Regions from separate parts of the Mus musculus genome. Here regions 1 and 2 are each linked to region 3. A link is a contact called in ENCODE Hi-C or POLR2A ChIA-PET data. All regions are on one chromosome and are shown on one strand. Each heading gives the region's core, a stretch centred on a gene start or an enhancer-like site at or near the end of the contact. The rest is flanking DNA. Distances are from core to core; before and after follow the strand shown. Region 1 holds the start of Themis2 (thymocyte selection associated family member 2). Region 2 holds the start of Stx12 (syntaxin 12). Region 3 holds the start of Ppp1r8 (protein phosphatase 1, regulatory subunit 8).

The links. A loop is a pair of places that touch in the nucleus more often than their neighbours do. ChIA-PET counts read pairs that join two places held with the same protein, here RNA polymerase II (POLR2A).
Region 1: POLR2A ChIA-PET joins it to region 3 with 16 read pairs in embryonic stem cell. The contact joins the promoter of Themis2 here to the promoter of Ppp1r8 in region 3. POLR2A ChIA-PET finds 5 or more read pairs at or near these places in 4 of 5 experiments (Patski and embryonic stem cell).
Region 2: a map of left cerebral cortex shows a loop between it and region 3 (5-fold over the local background). The contact joins the promoter of Stx12 here to the promoter of Ppp1r8 in region 3. A Hi-C loop is called at or near these places in 3 of 37 maps with a recorded cell type or tissue (heart and left cerebral cortex). POLR2A ChIA-PET finds 5 or more read pairs at or near these places in 4 of 5 experiments (Patski and embryonic stem cell).

What each region holds. Positions count from the first base shown.
Region 1 is chr4:132,794,806-132,798,724 of GRCm38, reverse strand. It overlaps Themis2 (thymocyte selection associated family member 2), which reads left to right and starts at 2,361. Exons shown (of 6, transcript NM_001033308.2): 1 at 2,361-2,465. The coding sequence starts at 2,372.
Region 2 is chr4:132,882,886-132,886,445 of GRCm38, reverse strand. Stx12 (syntaxin 12) reads left to right here and starts at 1,988. Exons shown (of 9, transcript NM_133887.4): 1 at 1,988-2,198. The coding sequence starts at 2,081. It also overlaps the pseudogene Gm13033.
Region 3 is chr4:132,841,701-132,845,859 of GRCm38, reverse strand. It overlaps Ppp1r8 (protein phosphatase 1, regulatory subunit 8), which reads left to right and starts at 2,691. Exons shown (of 7, transcript NM_146154.3): 1 at 2,691-2,803. The coding sequence starts at 2,748.

The DNA.
Region 1 (3,919 bases), core at 1,112-3,611, 47 kb after region 3:
TTTTTTTTTCGAGACAGGGTTTATCTATATAGCCCTGGCTGTCCTGGAACTCACTTTGTAGACCAGGCTGGCCTCGAATACAGAAATCTGCCTGCCTCTGCCTCCTGAGTGCTGGGATTAAAGGCATGAGCCACCATGCCCGGCTATAATAAGTAAATCTTAAAAAAAAAAAAAAAGACAACAGGATAAGCCCCCAGAAATCCTGTGTTCTCAGCTTCACAGTTCCCTAAGCATCCCTGAGTGCAGGAGCCTCCTCCCTTCCTCCGCCTTCTTTGTTTTCCCTTCCTCCCTTTCTTCCTTCCTCTCCTCCTCTCTTGTGCTCCCTCATCGTTTCATCCCCCTCCCTGCCTCTCCTCTTCCACCCCTGCAGTAGTGCTGTGAAGATGGAGGTATTCCTGGTGATCTCCTCCATGTCCAGTGACCCTTGGTGAGCTGTTCACAGTACCTGTTAATATGAAAAATATTCAATCCATCATGGAAAGGTCTAGAAAACAGTTGAGAGACAGTAGACAGCCCTTCACCACCAGGGTTCCCTGGAGCCATGAGAACTTCTGTTTTTCTACTTACACATTTTTTTTTTCAGCCACAAGGAAGTCAGTTTCCATTTCATCTTATTTCCGAAAACAGAAGACAAGGCATTAGGAGAAACTGCATTCCGTTTTTAAGCTAGGCTCTCATGACGACCATGTTCTTTGTAACCCAGGGATGACTTGAATCCTGAGCCTCTCAAGTGCTGGGATCACAGCCTGTGCCACGGCACCATTTTTACTTACCTATATCAGAGGACTTGAGTGTCCTAGAGAGATCGGTAGCCATCTCTGCATCACTAGAGGTGTCCAGACAGAGGTGTATCTGGGGATAGACAAGGCATGTCTTCTTCCTCAGACCCAAAGGGTAAGGGTGTGTATGTCCTAAGAGACCCCAACTACACTAGGGAGCTGTGTACCTTGTTTGAACTTGGAGTACTGTGGAAGAGGCATCTGGGGGCACATCTCAGCTGGGGAAGTGGGATCGTTTTTATCTGTTCAACATCTTCATGGTCTGAGGTAGTTAAATGGTACATGCCTGTTATTCCAGAACCTGGCAGGAGGAGGCATCAAGAGCATCAGGAGTCTAAGGAAGCCATTCTCAGCTACACAGTGGATTATGTGAAATCCTGCCTCAAAAACCCAAAACAAGGCAGAGGATGCAGCTCACTTAGTAGAGTGTTTGCTTTGAATCCATGAAGCCCTAGGTTTAGTCCTCAGCATCTAATAAAGTGTGTGTGACCACACTCATTTTAGATGGTGGAAGAAGGAAGATCAGAAGTTCAAGGTCATCTTCAGCTACACAGTAATTTAAGTACAATTTGTGCTAAGGGATACTCTCTCTGTCTGTCTCTGTCTCGGGTCTGTCTCTATGTCTCTGTGTCTGTGTCTGTGTCTCTGTGTCTCTGTGTCTTTGTCTCTCTGTGTCTCTGTCTCTCTCTCTGTCTCTCTCTCTCTCTCACACACACACACACACATACATACACACACACACACACACACACACACACACACACACACACACACACCAGACCTCTGGGTATCAAATTATCAAGTCTTGCCAGGTGTAACTGCACACGCCTTTAATCCCAGCACTCAGGAGGCAGAGGCAGGCGGATTTCTGACTTCGAGGCCAGCCTGGTCTACAAAGTGAGTTCCAGGACAGCCAGGGCTATACAGAGAAACCCTGTCTCAAAAAAAAAAAAAAAAAAAATTATCAAGTCTTGATGTTAGATCTGTTCGATGGAGCCAAGTAAAGAAAGGTGTGGGAATTGTCCTGGTTGTTCTTTGGTCAATTTGACCCAAGTTAGAATTATCTGGGAACCTCTGTTGAGAAATGCCTCCATCAGACTGCTTGTAGGCAAGCCTGTAGTGCATTTTCTCCACTTATGATTGGTGTGGGTGGGCCCAGCCCATAGGGTGTAGGTAGTGCCAACCCTGGGCAGGTGGTCCTGAGTTGTGTAAGAAAGCAAACTGAGCAAACCAGTAAGCTGTGTTTCTTTATGGCTTGTACCAGTCCCAGTCCCTTTATCTCTCTCTATCTGTCCGGAGTTTCTGTTCTGACTAACCTCTGTGATCCCAGAGTTGTAAGATAATAAACCCTTCCCTCCCCAAGTTGCTTTTGGTCATGGTGTTTTATCACATTAGAAACCTTAAGAAAAGATTCAATTTTAGAGATGAAGAGACAGGTCAGGGGAAATAAAGTCCCCATTCAAGAGTTCGGGGCGCTTCAGAGAACCCTGTAGGGCTCCCGACCTGAGGGGCGTGGCCTCGGTGGGCGTGGCTTCCGGACTGTCCTCTGCAAGCTGCCGATCAGTCTGAGCAAATCTAGTCGGAACGCGACCATGGAGCCGGTGCCGCTGCAGGACTTTGTGAGCGGCCTGGACCCCACCTCCCTTCCGCGCGTGCTGCGGGTCTGCTCCGGAGTCTACTTTGAGGGTGAGCGGGCTCTGGGTGGAAGGAGCTAGGTATGATGGGTCATGCCTGTAATGCCAACACTGGGGAGCTGTGGCGGGAGGATGAGTTCGAAGCTAGCCTGTTCTATAAAGTGATTGCAGGTCAGTTTGGGCTACAGAGTTAGACCCTGAGGGATCTGGGGTTGAGTTCAGACGCTGCTGTCCGAAGTTTTATGAATCCGCACCAAAAGGCGCCACCTCCCTGCTCTTCAGCTTTTGTCCCATGGGTGATGAGAAGTCCTGAGTTTAACTCAGGCTTTTTCTCAACTGAGGCTCCTCGGTAATGCTAACAGAAATTGTGTGGCAGCTAGGCAGGAGCGATCTGAACAGCCTAGGAAATCCTGTCTCAAGCAACAAGAACAATTATAACAATAAATGGACAAATAAGTGGGGATAACTCGTCCATCGTTTCAGACAGGCACTAGGGTGCTCACTGTCGTTATTGGGGTTGTTCTGAGAGGACCTTGTTTTGTAGCCCAGGCTGGCCTTAAGTTTGCAGCGATCCGTCTGCCTCTGCCTGAATTTGCCATGCCTGGTTCACTGTTCATTTTTCTTTCTTGCTCCCTCCCTCCGTTCTCTTTTATTATCTTCTTTCCCTTTCTGCAAGGATCCAACCCAGGACCCTGAGCTCTCACCACTAAGATATATTCCAGTTCGTTATTTTAGCACCAGATCAGCCCTCCCGCTGAACTCTCTGCTCCTTGCCTCTGAGTCTCTCTGTTCCTCTGCTGGATTCTCAGATGGAGTGGTCCTCCTACCAGGGGGATCCTTCCCCGCTTTTTGCCTGTACATTTGCTCCTTGCCCATGGCTTTCCGCAACCCATAGCAGAGAAGAGATGGCCATATCAGGACACAGCCACCAGTTACTGGCCAAATAACATGTGACCAGGGACTGACCACTTGGGTAAGGGAGGGAAGAAAAGGGACCGACCGGGCTGCTCTGTGGAGGGCAGAGGCGAGAGTGGAGGGAGATGCTGAGATTCAGGGCTCCTCCCTCAGACAGCAAGCTGTCTCATGGATGCCTGCTTCATTCTACTCCCTGGAGTGAGCGAGCCAGGCTCTGCCACAGCAGCTGCCAGCAAAGTGTTCTGATGGCCAAGCGGGTTATAGACTGACCTAGGAGGATCACACAAGGGCCACCACAGTGAGTCTCTCTGGTCCATCGGAATCTGATGGGTCCCTGAAGTGGGACTCTGGGAGCCTGGTCATTCTTTTCTCCAGCTCAGAACATCCTCCCAGCGTCTCTTGCTTACCTGTGTCACAATACCCGAGTTTCCTCATCTGCTATGACCTGGGGTGATGGGAAGTGGAAGGACTTGGGGTGACGTGAGGACAGACGGATGTCACAGAGTGTCGGTATGCAAATGAGGTGAACGGGAAGGTAGATGACCCTATGGGGCAAGGTGTGGTAGAATTCCTGACCACATGGGATTCCAG
Region 2 (3,560 bases), core at 739-3,238, 41 kb before region 3:
CTGTCTAGAACACCCCCCCAAATAAAACAAGACACTAAATTGAGGCAGTGTTGATGATCTTAACACCCACTTCCCCCAAAGAGCTTGGCTTCCAGTATTCCAGTAGTGAGAACAGATAGGGTTTGATGTAGGCCCTTCCAAGGAGAATGGTGCCCCAATTTCCCCTAGGGTTTCCCCAAAGACAGCACCTGGAAGAGGCTTTTCTATCAGCAGGGGAGGACAGCATCGATTTTTTTTTTTAATTTTTAAATTTTATTTATTTAATGTATATATGAGTACACTGTAGCTATCTTCAGACACACCAGAAGAGAGCATCAGCTCTCATTATAGATGGTTGTGAGCCACCATGTGGTTGCTGGGAATTGAACTCAGAACGTATCGAAGAGCAGTCAGTGCTCTTAACCAGCACCAACAGCATCAATTTTACCACAGAGAACTTCCAACTCAGCAGCCTCTTTCTCCTGAGTTCTTCAAATGATTGGTAAGGCTTCGGTGAGAATGGTTTGTGGTGCTGGTTCATGGTGTAGCTTATACCATATGACCAGTGGCCAAACCCAAGATCTGCCCTAAAGCAGGTATTTGGGGGTTTGCAGTGGCAGTCTGCTTCCACCTGAGTGTCCCTGATCTCTCTGATGGGAGAATATACCTCTTCATCAATTACCTGGTACTTGAGTTTTTCATCCTTGAAAAGGCATAGTTTGGGGCTGGAGAAATGACTCTGCAGTTAAGAACACTGGCTGCTCTTCCAGAGGACACAGGTTCAATTCCCAGCATTCACATGGCAGCTCACAGCTCTCTGTAACTCCAGGTCCAGGGGCTCTGTCACCCTCACAGGTACAGGCAAAAGACCAATGAGCATAAAAATAAATAATTAAAAGAGAAAGCAAAGGAGCAGTTTATGCTGTCTATCTGGAGTTTTACCATAAACATGGCTTATATGTCCACTCCATGGCCCAGCCCTCTAGTGAATATATGTCCTTGTTTCTGGTCTGTCTTGAGATACTGGTGGGTGAATTGCTGGCCGAAGAATGTGAATATCATATTCGAGCCCTGGGGGTCAAGGATGAATTTTTTTCTTAGAATTTTCCCCATAATCTTTTGAATCAGAAACCCTCTTCTTCCCTTTCACAGGATGGGAGTCAGGCAGTCATCTGTTACAGGAGGAGAGGCTCTGATGTAGTAGGAGAGGTTGGAGAAGGGTGCCCAGTTTTCGTAGGTGTGGTGCACATTGTAAGTTGGTGGGCTGTCAATCAAATGCCATCTGGCTGGCAACATATCTCATGACTGAATTCCGCAGGAAGGGAATGGTTTTTATTTGTTTGGAGTGTGAGTGGGTTTTCCGAGACAGGGTTTCTCTATGTAACCTTGGCTGTCCTGGAACTCACCCTGTATACCAGCCTGACCTCAAAGGAAGGAAATGTTAATCAACAATGTCCCAGAATCCCTTGAAGTGGGTAAGCACGGGGCACACCGTATTGGCGGATGGTTTCAGTAGTAACTTTATTCTTGCTAGAAATTTAGGTGTTGAACAGTTTTCACCATCGAATCCTGTCGGGTACAACTGCACGTGTACTGGTCCCATTCCATGCTCATGCATTCACCTCGATTTTGACATGGGTTGGAAAAGCAAGAACTTGCTGGGTGCCTGAACAACAGTGCCGCGCGGAGCAGCAGGATGCGGGAGCGGCAGGATGCGGGAGCAGCAGGATGCGGATGAGCGTGTTGGCGGCCGGAAGGTCGTGGAATGCGGGGCGCGCCGTCTGTAGACGACAGGCTGAAGAAGTCCGGTCCTGTACTGGCTTCACAGCTGGAGGAGTCGGGTCTTGCGAGAACGCTCACCGCCAGCAGTTCGAAAACTCTCAAGAGACGACCCACCGCCAATTCCAGCCGCACACGCGCACTGCAGGATGGGGCGGAGCGCGCGCATGCGCACCGCGATGGGCGGGGGGTCAGTGCGCACGCAGTCGCGGTCCCTTCCCCGCCCTTTCTCTTCCCGGTTTTCCTCTCAGCTGCTGGGCCCGGTCAGTGGCAGCTTCCGGTAGGAGCGCCGCGAAGCGCGACCCGGTCTCTGCTCACTGTCATGTCCTACGGTCCCTTAGACATGTATCGGAACCCCGGGCCGTCGGGGCCTCAGCCCCGGGACTTCAACAGCATCATCCAGACATGCAGTGGCAACATCCAGCGGATCAGCCAAGCCAGTGAGCGAGGGGACCCAGCCGGGAGCTGGGGGCGGCCTGAGGGACAGACGGTGGTGAAGCTGCCAAGTCGGGGAGCCCGGTCTGGGTCGCAGCTCAGGCCACACCTTGAGGCCGTCGCGAGCCTCCACTCTGGGCGCGGCGAGCTGCCTTTCCCTGGGTCGGCCAGGCTCGGGCCCTTTAGGTCCACACCCCTGTCTTAGGCGGTTAGAGTTCACGGTGTTGGGGGTCAACAGAGCCGACAGCCCCGATGGTGGGAGGGAGTGTGTGTCATCTCCAGGACTGTGAGCAGCAGTCTTGACTTGGCGCAGTGGTCAGCCGAGTTTTTCCTGTCGTCGCCGTCCCCCTCTCCCCACCCACCTTGTTTTCCTCAGTTCCGATCAGGGGGTGCTTACTTGGTTGCGACTTTAGGTTCACATTCAGCTCAGCGGTTGGGTCCTCAGACATCAGCAACTTTCAATTAAGGGAAGTGGAGAATGCGTGCGTTCGAGTGACTTAATACACTGTGTTTCCTGTAATTAACCTGGACGTCAGTCAGTGCCTGGCATTTAAGGGACGGGAGGACTGCTGCTTTATGGCACAGAATGCACCGGGAACATTTTAGGTTAGGTTGTCTTTGTAGCGAACGTTTTTCCCATTTCAAGCATGAAGATGTCCTCTTCTGCCTCCGTTGAGAGCTACTCTTGGCCACAATTACACACCAAGTAAGAGATGGCAGGGTTGGGCCAAGTCAGTTTGTAACTGCTTACCTTAAAACTCCCTTCTGTAGCTAGAGTCAAGTACAGGCTGTTTTTGAGTTTCAGAATCATCCCAGAGCCCTGTAAACAGAACAACAGAAGCAATTTTACTTTAAAAATGGTGACAACCATCTGTGTTGTTTATTATTCTGTTTTTTTTTTTTTTTTTTTTTTTTGTGAGCTTAGCTATACTGTTAATAAGTAGAGTCAGTTCTGAATTGCAGTTATGTCCTAAGCTTTAAAGCATAAGCTACCACTGTGCTTTTATTTTCTTTTTGAGACAGTTTTTTTGTAGCTCTGACTATCCTGGAACTCACTCTGTGTACCAGGCTGGCTTCAAAATTAGAGATCCACCTGCCTCTGCCTCCCAAGTGCTGGGATTAACAATGTACGCCACCACACCCAGCTTGTCACTTTGCTTTTATATCTAAATGTATACTGTAGGATTTGAGAGGTAGAAAGTTTCAGGCAGGAAGGGTTAGGCCTGGGTGTATGGAGGTAGTACGAATACTCAGCTTGTTAACCCAGATATGAAAAACACAATAATAATTGATGACTAGACAGTATGGTACTTTGTGTCCCAGTTTCCTTTTGTTAAGGAGCTATAATACAGGATAAATCAGAAAAT
Region 3 (4,159 bases), core at 1,442-3,941:
TGATGCTGGTCTCTTCTTAGTCACTGCTAATTTCTTAGCTCCTGTTAACCAGTTAACCAGTTAACCTTGTTAACTAATCAATTGTCCCAGTAGTCCCTTCTATTTTTCACTCCAAACCCAGAGCCACATAACCAAAGCTGCTGTGTTCTGTTTGCTGGGGTTGGAACATGGCCCCCATTATTCTATTACCAGGTTTCTGTGTCCTAACTCCCTCACTGCCTAAGCTTGGCTTTCCTGGAACTTGCTCTGTAGATTGATTTTGAACTCAGAGATCTGTTTGGCTGTCTCTTGTAATGCTGGGATTAAAGGCATGTACCATCATGCGTGATTTTAAGCTTTTCTTCGCCTAGAACTTGCTTTGTCCCAGGCTGGCCTTGAACTCAGAGATTTGTTTGGCTTTGTCTTCTGAGATTGAAGGTGTATGCCACCATGCCTGGATCTAAATTTACCTGGATGTGATCTTGCCCCAAATCCCTTAATCTGTTATCTCCTAGAACATAGGTTTCAGCTCCATTTCATTTACTGGTGCCCCTCTAATACTTGAACCATATATTTTATATTTTTCCTTTCTAAGCTTCCTACTCTTGTTCAAAACACTCTTTATGAGACTTAACCAGAGAACAAAGTCTCTGCTGGGCTTTTTTGAGACTTTGTCAATGCAATTGATATAAATCTCTTCACCTTAGACGCTGGTAGACTCTTCAGACAAGGGCAAAAAGCAGCCAGATTCTTCACCAATATACCACAAAAACAGTCTCAAGGCCACATGCTGAAATTATTCTCCACTGAAACCTCTTGGGCCAGGTCTGCACAGTTCAAATCAATCTCATCATATTCCTATTAGGATGGCCCATTAAGCAATACTTAGAGCATTCCATTGCTTTCTAAATTCTAAGTCCCAAAATCCACATTCTTCCAGACAAAAACATGGTCAGGCCTATCACAGCACTACTCCACTACCAGTACCAACTTCTGTCATAGTTAACCTTTTACTGCTGTGAACAGACATCATGACCAAGGCAACTCTTTTTTTTTTTTTTTTTTAAGATTTATTTATTGTTATATGTAAGTAAACTGTAGCTGTCTTCATACACACCAGAAGAGGGCATCAGATCTCATTACGGATGGTTGTGAGCCACCATGTGGTTGCTGGGATTTGAACTCAGGACCTTCGGAAGAGCAGTCGGTGCTCTTAACTGCTGAGCCATCTCGCCAGCCCGACAAAGGCAACTCTTATGCTGAAAACATTTAATTGGAGCTGGTTTATAGGTTCATAGGTTCAGTCCATTATCATCAAGGCTGGAGCATGGCAGCATCCAGGCAGGCATCGTGCAGGAGGAGCTGAGAGTTCTACATTTTCACCTGAAGGCTGTTAGTGGAAGACTGACTTCCAGGTAGCCAGGATACAGGACTTAAAGCCCAAGCCTACAATGATACACTTATTTCAACAAGTCCAAACCTCCAAATAGTGCCACTCCCTGGACCAAGCATATTCAAACCATGACATGTTCTATTGCTGTTGCTTACTGAAACCTGGAGAATTTATTATTATTATTATTATTAATTTTACTGTCTAGCAGGGCATAGTGTTGACTACCTTTAACCCTGTATCTCAGGAAGCAAAGGCAGATGGAATTTCAGATATGTGCTGCCACACCCTCCAACCATTTGTTTCTTTTAAAAACTGTGAAGTCATCATCCCATCTTTCTGCAAAAGTGAAAAAAGGACCATCCACTGCATACGAAGGAATGGTATGTTGTCAGAAACATATGGGACTAGTAGAGCCTGGCTTTTGGCTTTACATAGACTCAGGTTCGAATACCACTCCTTGTAAGGTGAGGCTAGAGCCTCTCTTCTGGAATCAATCTGTCTTGAGTTTTGGGAATACCAAGTGAACTGATCCATATGAAATACATACTTCCCCATAAGCACTCAATAGACAAAACCATTACAACCAGCAAGCTAATGGCTTAGAGGAAGATGGTAACCCTAATGCTTCCTATGTCACTATGACCCACAGAGAAAAATCCTAAGGGGCCATGAATTAAACATTTTTGAGAATTGGTTAAGTTACTAAAAATTGGAGGCTTTTTTTCCTTTTGAGTCTGTGCCTTGCAGCAGTTTGTCCAAAGTTTTCAAAAACAGACTACATGATTTCTGACACAGTCGCCTAATCTATAGATTCTCCCAGATCTAAGAAAATTACTGGTTTTGGGGAATTGAATCAGTGGCCTCATTCGCGCCTGCTGAACACACTACCACTGAGCCGTACACATCAGACTTGGGATCAGAAAGGACAAATGAGTAAGGATTCTGTTTTCAGATGCAGTGTTTCGAAGGAAGGCTGGAAAAAGGGGGAAAAAAAAAGCCATCACTTCTTATCTCTAGCCATCACCTGCTTATCGCTAGATGAAGCCCGAGGGGGTGGGTAGCTGGGAGTTAATGCAGATTGCAGAGCTCTAGGGTTTCTGGCGGAAAACGCAGCGCGAAAGCCGCATCAAGGTACAAACCACTCCTGACCCCGTGACCAAGGAGACACCCGCCCCCAGCCTCTCCAGCAAACACTGCAGACTTCAAACCCAGCCCCTGATGCCCTCCGCCAGAGGCGCTCCCAGGAGAGCGTCCTTGCGTTGCGCGTGCGCACGCACGCGCTGCGCACAGGCTGCTGGGATGCCGCCTCTTCCCTCCCGAGCTCTTAGTTTCCCGGCGTGCTTCAGACCCGCCAAATGGGAGGGGGAGACGCAAGATGGCGGCAGCCGTGAACTCCGGCTCCAGCCTCCCGCTGTTCGACTGCCCGACTTGGTGAGTAATGAGGTTTCTGGGACTGGAGCGGCTTGGCGTGAGTTAACCCGGACAGAAAGGAGAAGGTTGTATTTTTTTTTCCTCTTCCTTTTTTTTTTTTTTTTTTTTTTTGCGATGAAACGAACGTCTCAGAAAGATCCTGGAATGATTGAGGGAAAACTGTCCGCTGTGAGGGGCCGGGCGACGTGTGGAGGATCCTGGAGCTGGGGCCCAGGCTCTGCGGAAACCCGAGTTTTGGGGGCTCGAAGGTATTCAGTTTATACAGCGCTTGGGAGGTCAGCCGCTCACCGGGGTGCTTCAGGCCTTGGCCCCTAACTTGCCCTAACTCATCACTGAGTGCCCGATGCTCTCGGGGAGCATCAAACCTTCCCCGGGTGCTGAAGGTCTGGAGCGCGCACGAGCTGGCTTCCCTACCTCAGTCCAACCTGATGCTGCATCCCTCCGTGGCTGCTGCACCCTCCAAGCGGACTAGGTGCTCCTTGCGGGCAGGGATGGCGCGGGACTGTTCCCCCTTGTTCTCTGACCAGACCAGCACGAAACCCGGTACAAAAGACAGCAGAAGTTGTTAGCATACAGCATTTTCATCCCCTGGGAAGTTCAGAGAAGTAGTAGGATGGTTTCCGCGTTGAGTGGGGTGCAAGATGAATGAATAGGAACTGCTTTGCACGAGGATGCATCGGGGTTAGAGCCCTTTCTGCTGTTGCGGCTCTTCCTGGTTATTAACGTGTTACCTCTCGGGCTTCTGTTACATTGAGATCTTCAAGGGCAAAAACCCTTGCATCATGCTCAGCTCCTAGGCCTGAGTCAATCACATGGTAGGATATTCAGACAAAATATTTTGGCTTTAATGTTCATTTTAATCTGTATCTCGAAGCAAATGGGCTTTTGTTCGATGCACTGTCCTTTTAGCCACTGCCATGAGAGATTGGAGCGGAGCTGTGAGATGTCTGTGTTGAATCTTCAATGAGATAGACTCGATATCGTTTCTTCTGTGCAAATGTAAGGGCCCTGGAAGGTTCAAAAGAACAAGCCCAGGAAGCGAATGAATGCTTGGCTGTTTCCTGGATTTCTTTATTCTTTTAACATATCCATGTGCTTCAGCCTACAAATTCTTTATCCACACTGGTCCCTGGCTGCACTTATTTCAAATTTGGGCCAGCCAAATATAAAGAGACTCTTTCTTTGAGATCACCTGTCATTACCTCAGGGTCTGGTGTATACCAGGAACTGTGTCAGGTGATTTGACATTTGAGCATCCATCCCCTTGAATGATGAAGCGAGGTATAGAAAACAGTCTGATGACTTAGATTTTTTTTCACAAACACCTGTTCAGGGTGCCCCCACACCTCCCTCCCT